2 separate regions of the Homo sapiens genome follow, and region 2 is linked to region 1. A link is a contact called in ENCODE Hi-C or POLR2A ChIA-PET data. All regions are on one chromosome and are shown on one strand. The core of a region is the stretch at or near the end of the contact, and the rest is flanking DNA. Distances in the headings are between cores, read along the strand shown.

Region 1 (3,855 bases), core at 551-3,050:
GGGCAGGGCCTGAGAATTTGCATTTATAAGAAGTACCCAGGTGAAGCTGCACTGATGATCTGGGGACAACGGGTTAGCTGATTAACTCTGGCCAAAGACAAAATTCTGACTGACCAAAAGTAGTTGACAAGTTAGTGAATAAAGTTGGGTTATTTTAATAGGTCTTCTATCCAGGGGAAAGGAGTTTCAATCAGCACACAGTTGAAAGCAGTAACTGAGAAAAATAAAACCATGTCCACGTGCATGTTTCAAATACACTGTCAGGATTTTCAATAGTCTAAGTAGTCTGTATCTTGTCCAAGGTTACAAGAGACAAAGAACATTATATATTGAGAAGAGATTCAATACAGCAAGAATAAGTAGTTATAAACATTTAGCACTTAACAGAATATGCAAAGCAGAAAGGGAGCGAATTGGAGGGAAAAGTAGTTCTACAATAATCGTCGGAGACCTCAGTCCCCCACTTTCAATAATGGAAAGAACAACCAGACAGAAGATAAGAAAGGAAATGAGAGGACTTGAACAACACAGCAAGCCAAGTGGACCTAACACACACCACCAGGCCCCCAGTGCATTTCAGCTGAGGCCTCTGGACACGAGGCCCACGACAGGTGTCTTAGTGGGCCCACGACTGCTGTGACAAATTACCACAAACTTGCTGGCTTCCAACAACACACGTTTATGATCTTACAGTCCTGGAGGTCGAAAGAGTAAAAAGAGGTCTCACTGAGCTGAAATGAAGCTGCTGGCAGGGCTGCGTTTCTTTCCGGAGGTTCGTTGGGAGAACCTAGTCCCTTACCTTTTCCAGCTGCTAGGCAGAGGCCGCCCTGTTCCGTGGCCCGTCCTCCATCCCCAAAGCCAGAAAAACCGGGCTGAGACCTCCTGGTGCTGTCGGCCTTCTCTGTTCTCTGTTCTCTCTCTTTCTTTCTCTCGCCTCTCTTCCTTATAAGGACAGGTGATTGCATTGGGCCCACCTGGGTGACCCAGGCTAATCTCCTTACCCATTAAGCTCCCCATCCTCAGCCTTTTCTTCTGTCAGATGGAGAATATAATCCCCTAGTTTTAGGGAATTTTGAGGAATAAATCGGATTACTAAACTGTGAGTTCCTTGAGTCAATAAAGATTAACTGAGCACTTACTGTGTGTAAGGCAACTTTCCTAAGTGCTAGGGATACGACAGTGAACAAAACACACAAAAATGCGTGTTTCTGTCTGTGTGTGCAATTAATCTACCTTAATTCCATCCGCAACTGTAATTCCCTTTTGCCATGTAAGGGGACAAATTCACAGGCTCTGGGGAGTAGGATGTGGACACCCTTGGGGCGTTTATTCTGCCTTCCGCAGTGGAGGACTGCAGACGCTGTGGGCGAAATGTTTGGAGCTGGTGCCATTAAAACCCTCTGCAGTTCCCGCTCAAGGTGCAACTCTCAAGTACTGGCACCTGGGTTTGCGGCCACGTGAGGCTCTGAGCAGCATGGGCCTTGGGGACACTGAAGATATCAGAGGCCCTAGAGGTATGTGTGGCTTCCCAGGTTAAAGTTGGCACGGAGAGAGAAGAGCGTGGCAAGTCAGGCAAACCCGGTGAACTCCCTTTGTCAGCCTTCCTTCCGTCTGCCACAAGGAAGGCCTGTACCAGAACCCAGGGCCTTCTGGGCTGAGAGGCCGCAGCCTGCATTGGAAGGCCACTGAGTCACGGACGTGGGAAGATGACCATCGGTGTCCGAGACGCGAGTATAAAGCCAGGCGCTGCCACTCACCAAGCTGCGCGATCTCGGGCGAGCAGCGCTTCGCCAGGCTCGGCCCACGGCGACGCCACAGTGCCACCTGCCGGCCGGACGCCCTCGCTCGCGCACCCCGCCCTCCTCACTCGCGCACCCCGCCCTCCTCACTCGCGCACCCCGCCCTCCTCACTCGCGCACCCCGCCCTCCTCACTCGCGCACTCCCCCGCCCTCCTCACTCGCGCACTCCCCCGCCCTCCTCACTCGCGCACTCCCCCGCCCTCCTCACTCGCGCACCCCGCCCTCCTCACTCGCGCACCCCGCCCTCCTCACTCGCGCACCCCGCCCTCCTCACTCGCGCACCCCGCCCTCCTCACTCGCGCACTCCCCCGCCCTCCTCACTCGCGCACTCCCCCGCCCTCCTCACTCGCGCACTCCCCCGCCCTCCTCACTCGCGCACTCCCCCGCCCTCCTCACTCGCGCACCCCTCCCTCCTCACTCGCGCACTCCCCCGCCCTCCTCACTCGCGCACTCCCCCGCCCTCCTCACTCGCGCACTCCCCCGCCCTCCTCACTCGCGCACTCCCCCGCCCTCCTCACTCGCGCACCCCGCCCTCCTCACTCGCGCACTCCCCCGCCCTCCTCACTCGCGCACCCCGCCCTCCTCTCTCGCGCACCCCGCCCTCCTCACTCGCGCACTCCCCCGCCCTCCTCACTCGCGCACCCCGCCCTCCTCTCTCGCGCACCCCGCCCTCCTCACTCGCGCACCCCGCCCTCCTCACTCGCGCACTCCCCCGCCCTCCTCACTCGCGCACCCCTCCCTCCTCACTCGCGCACTCCCCCGCCCTCCTCACTCGCGCACTCCCCCGCCCTCCTCACTCGCGCACTCCCCCGCCCTCCTCACTCGCGCACTCCCCCGCCCTCCTCACTCGCGCACCCCGCCCTCCTCACTCGCGCACCCCGCCCTCCTCACTCGCGCACTCCCCCGCCCTCCTCACTCGCGCACCCCGCCCTCCTCACTCGCGCACTCCCCCGCCCTCCTCACTCGCGCACCCCGCCCTCCTCTCTCGCGCACCCCGCCCTCCTCACTCGCGCACTCCCCCGCCCTCCTCACTCGCGCACCCCGCCCTCCTCTCTCGCGCACCCCGCCCTCCTCACTCGCGCACTCCCCCGCCCTCCTCACTCGCGCACTCCCCCGCCCTCCTCACTCGCGCACCCCGCCCTCCTCACTCGCGCACTCCCCCGCCCTCCTCACTCGCGCACTCCCCCGCCCTCCTCACTCGCGCACCCCGCCCTCCTCACTCGCGCACTCCCCCGCCCTCCTCACTCGCGCACTCCCCCGCCCTCCTCACTCGCGCACCCCGCCCTCCTCACTCGCGCACTCCCCCGCCCTCCTCACTCGCGCACCCCGCCCTCCTCTCTCGCGCACCCCGCCCTCCTCACTCGCGCACTCCCCCGCCCTCCTCACTCGCGCACTCCCCCGCCCTCCTCACTCGCGCACCCCTCCCTCCTCACTCGCGCACTCCCCCGCCCTCCTCACTCGCGCACTCCCCCGCCCTCCTCACTCGCGCACTCCCCCGCCCTCCTCACTCGCGCACTCCCCCGCCCTCCTCACTCGCGCACCCCGCCCTCCTCACTCGCGCACTCCCCCGCCCTCCTCACTCGCGCACCCCGCCCTCCTCTCTCGCGCACTCCCCCGCCCTCCTCACTCGCGCACCCCTCCCTCCTCACTCGCGCACTCCCCCGCCCTCCTCACTCGCGCACTCCCCCGCCCTCCTCACTCGCGCACTCCCCCGCCCTCCTCACTCGCGCACTCCCCCGCCCTCCTCACTCGCGCACTCCCCCGCCCTCCTCACTCGCGCACTCCCCCGCCCTCCTCACTCGCGCACCCCTCCCTCCTCACTCGCGCACCCCGCCCTCCTCACTCGCGCACTCCCCCGCCCTCCTCACTCGCGCACTCCCCCGCCCTCCTCACTCGCGCACCCCGCCCTCCTCACTCGCGCACCCCGCCCTCCTCACTCGCGCACCCCGCCCTCCTCACTCGCGCACCCCGCCCTCCTCACTCGCGCACTCCCCCGCCCTCCTCACTCGCGCACCCCGCCCTCCTCACTCGCGCACCCCGCCCTCCTCACTCGCG
Region 2 (3,855 bases), core at 980-3,479, 1.8 Mb before region 1:
CCCTTAACTAATAGATATAAAGAAAGAAGTATTAGCCAGCTCAATAGGTGCATATCAGGTGCTAGGGGTTATGCTGATTTACTCCAACAATGAAATCATATCTGGAAGAGCAGCTGCAACTGGAATCACCATCTAATTAAATTTATATTAATCTACTATAATTCTCTAACATCCATTTGTCTTCTACATAGGCTAAATGTAAATGGGATGGTAAGGTAAGGTAAATGGGGTGTGATGAGAATCTCCACCCCTGCATCTTTCAAGTTCTTGAAGGCAACAGTAATCTGTGCAATTCCTTCAGGAATGCAGTATTACTTTTGATTTATTATTTTTGTATGTTGATAAAGTTCTAGTGGTTTCTGCTTGGCCTTTCCTACCAGAATAATAGCCTTATGTCCGAGGGTCAGGGAAACACTGTAGGGATTCTGCCAGTTTGGAGTATATCTATTCAAACTCTGCATTCTGGAACTGACGAAATAACTACAGTGTGAGTTTGGAAACCCAATGGGCTCACTGGGTATTGTGTGATCCTAGCTAAAACCTGGAAATAACCCAAATTTTCCATCAACAAATGAATAAACAAATTATGGTATATCCATACAATGGAATACTACTCAGAAAAAAAGAACAATAGATACACACAAACATAGGTAAATATCAAAATTATTGTGCCGACTGAAAGTAGCTAAACAAAAGGAGGACATACGGTGTGGTTCCATGTGTAGAAAAATCAAGAAAATGCAAACTAACCTATAGTGACAGGAAGCAGACTGGTGGTTGCCTAGGTATTGGGAATGGAGACCCAAGAGAGACAAATTCCAGAGGGTCCCGAGGAAATTCTGGGGTGGCTTAAGTGGGTCCATGACATTCAGTGATGTGTTGGTCATGACAGAATGGCAGAAGCAGAAACTCCATGGCAGTGGATTGAGAAATGATGAATAATGAGGAGTCAGTGGGTCCTATGTAACTGTATCCAGAGGCTTCCTGAGGAAGGACTAAAAAAGATACAGTGATATTGGTTAGCAACATACTTCATGGAATCTCCTCCTGGGTGCTGTTTGGGATTCCACTTAGCTTAATCCAATGAGCTTGTCCCCCTCCGCTCCTTCTCCTGCACTGATTCTGCTCCTGGAGTGGAATTTACCTGCTTTTCCTCCTTGCTAACATCTCCCAACCTTTATTTTCCAGAGCAAAATAAACCTTTTCCCCTTTCTCAAAATTTTCTCCCTTTCTCAAACCACACCAGTCCAAGCTAAGCTCTTCCACTTCAGGACTCTTATAAGGGCATTATTACCTGTATCACATTATATGACATGCTCAATTAAATTCTGCCAAAGTTGAAAAGTACTAGTGTTAAGTGTGTAGAAACTGGCATCAGACTATCTGAGTTTGATTCCCCCTTTGTCATGTAGTGGCTGTGTGACCTTAGTCAAGTAACACAGTCTCACTGTGCTTCAATTTCTCCAGCTATAAGCGGATATAACAGTATCTCCTGTTATGAAGATTAAAGGAGTTACTACTGTTACAGAGTTTAGAACAGTGTTTGTCACATCCTAAGCCCTAAGAATAGTGATAAAAATCAATTTCTGTTCCTGCTCCAGGAAGTTTCACGCTCATGGTTAAGAGGGATACAAAGATATATGTGGCATTTGCCCTAGACTCAAGGAGCCAGTAATTTCGTGCTGGTCGGATTTAGATTTCACAGCGATTTTCTATATGCCCTGGCCCAGAGGCCTCAGTACTTGGGCAAGTTTGGCACGAAAGGCCAGAAAGTCCATTTATAATGAATGGCCACTTTTTAGAACCTGTTTGCAAGGCAAAAGAATGGTGACTGCCAGAATTCAAGAGGAAGAAAGGGTGAAGCCTTTTTGGAGAACGCAGACGATGGCCTTTTTGCAAGGTTTTGGAAGATTTTCGTTTCAACGGACTAAAAACTACTGCCAATAGCCTCTAGACAGGCCTCGAAAGGCAGGGGAGGCCCTTCAGACCCCATTTCCCCACTGCCCGTGACCCTAAGGTGGGCCTGGCCTCAGGCCCCGCCCCGCCCCGCCCCTGCAGGGTATCTGGCCTCAGGCCCCGCCCCGCCCCGCCCCGCCCCTGCAGGGTATCTGGCCTAGGCCCCGCCCCTCCCCGCCCAGCGCCCCGCCCCTGCAACGTGTAGGCCTCGGCTCCAACGAGGCCCCATGGCTCCGTCCCCGCCCCATCGCCCCGCCCCTCCCGGGAGCCCTGTCTTCTGCCGTGCGCTGAGTGTCCGCGTCGCCCTCGCCGCAGTCGCGGGCACCCCGCTCGGCGTCGGTGCCTGAGGGAGGCCGCGATGGCGGCCGAGGCCCTGGCGGCGGAGGCCGTGGCGTCGCGCCTGGAGCGGCAGGAGGAGGACATCCGCTGGCTGTGGTCGGAGGTCGAGCGCCTGAGGGACGAGCAGCTGAACGCGCCCTACAGCTGCCAGGCGGAGGGGCCGTGCCTCACGCGGGAGGTGGCGCAGCTCCGGGCCGAGAACTGCGACCTGCGCCACCGCCTGTGCAGCCTGCGGCTGTGCCTCGCCGAGGAGCGGAGCCGCCAGGCCACGCTGGAGAGCGCGGAGCTAGAGGCGGCGCAGGAGGCCGGCGCACAGGTAACCGGGCGGTGGGGACACTGGAGAGGACGCGGGCGGGGCGGGCCGAGACGGTGCGCACCGAAAGGTTTTCAACTGCGGGGGCAGGTGCGGGGGCGCCCCGGGGGAGTGCCCTCCCAGTGCCCTGCGGCTGGCCCGCCCTGCCCTGCTCGGTGGTCCCGTGTGGCCTGGGGAGCCGCCGGATTTCCAGCAGTCGCCAGACTTAACCAAATGCTGTTGATTTCTCAATTCGTCCATTAAAGAGCCTGCCACGCATCTTTTTCAGTAGCAGAAATAGTGTTTTCATTTGTTTGAAAAAATGCTGGAGTGTTTAAAACTCATTCTTTCCTTGGTCAGAAAGACTAACAGCTGCGTATGTAAACTCTCATTCCCTCTGGTTCTTTTTTGTTGTTGGGTTTTTTTTGGACGAGAAGTTTTCGCTTTTTGTGCTCTTGTTTTGGTGGTTCATCTTGAGAGGATAGCTGTATATTTAACATTTTTATTTAATACAGTATTTTATGATTTGTAGAAAGGATAAATTATCTTCTTTTAACATCATACTTTCTGAGTCCTGAAGCTTCTCAGGCTGAGATGTTCTGCAGTCCTTTAGGAAGGACAGCTGCGGTGAACTAGCAACATCTTCAGGAAATAGTGCATTTGATGTGGCGGGCAGCAACCACACATTTTCCAGCCACATTATTTGTTTAAAGTTCAGGACAAAAGGTTTTCAAGAGCACAATATATTAAATGTGCTTAGCAACAGTGTGACAGGAAGGACTGAACCCTGGAGAATGACTTGCCCACTGAGAGCTGTAGCTGGTGGTCAGGAGAGCCCAGCTATGAGCCTCTAAACACGGGGCACTTGCAGCCTGCTGGCATGACTCTCTTCTTAAAATGTGTTGCTTTTTCTTGCCATTGATGTGAGTCATTTATAATTTATCTTTCAGCCTCCTCCTAGTCAAAGCCAAGACAAGGACATGAAAAAGAAGAAAATGAAGGAAAGCGAGGCTGACAGCGAGGTAAGTTGTTGCTGTGGAAACAATATAAAATACTACCTGTAATTTTAAATATGTGTATATAGTTAATTACCTAGGATTTCCAATAAAAATTACTGATTAAATTATTATTTGGGTCACATTAGTGTATTTAAAACTTTTCAAGCCTTAAATATGAGATGTCTTGAGAAATGAGCTGCCCATGTTTAATAAACACGTGTATTTAATCTATTTAAGTTGTGCTACTAGAGTACTAGAGTTGGTTTTTTT

What was found. A loop is a pair of places that touch in the nucleus more often than their neighbours do. ChIA-PET counts read pairs that join two places held with the same protein, here RNA polymerase II (POLR2A). Pooled maps may share reads with other maps.
Region 2: a loop to region 1 is called in a map of CD8-positive, alpha-beta T cell, with 10 times the contacts of the local background. The contact joins the promoter of TARS3 here to the enhancer-like site in region 1. A Hi-C loop is called at or near these places in 2 of 168 maps with a recorded cell type or tissue (CD8-positive, alpha-beta T cell and naive thymus-derived CD4-positive, alpha-beta T cell) and 13 of 50 pooled maps. POLR2A ChIA-PET finds 5 or more read pairs at or near these places in 1 of 52 experiments (A549).

The regions. Positions count from the first base shown.
Region 1 is chr15:99,926,461-99,930,315 of GRCh38, reverse strand. No RefSeq gene overlaps it. Among named protein-coding and RNA genes, the nearest start is that of LYSMD4, 190 kb to the right of the region's middle. RefSeq lists a silencer at 1,877-1,936 and an enhancer at 1,658-1,952. Within about 2 kb of position 1,800, at least 29 of the 41 ENCODE cell types and tissues checked have a DNase peak (open chromatin) inside an H3K27ac peak, as active enhancers do.
Region 2 is chr15:101,722,847-101,726,701 of GRCh38, reverse strand. It overlaps TARS3 (threonyl-tRNA synthetase 3), which reads left to right and starts at 2,229. Exons shown (of 19, transcript NM_152334.3): 1 at 2,229-2,611; 2 at 3,538-3,609. The coding sequence starts at 2,315. RefSeq lists a silencer at 1,944-2,833.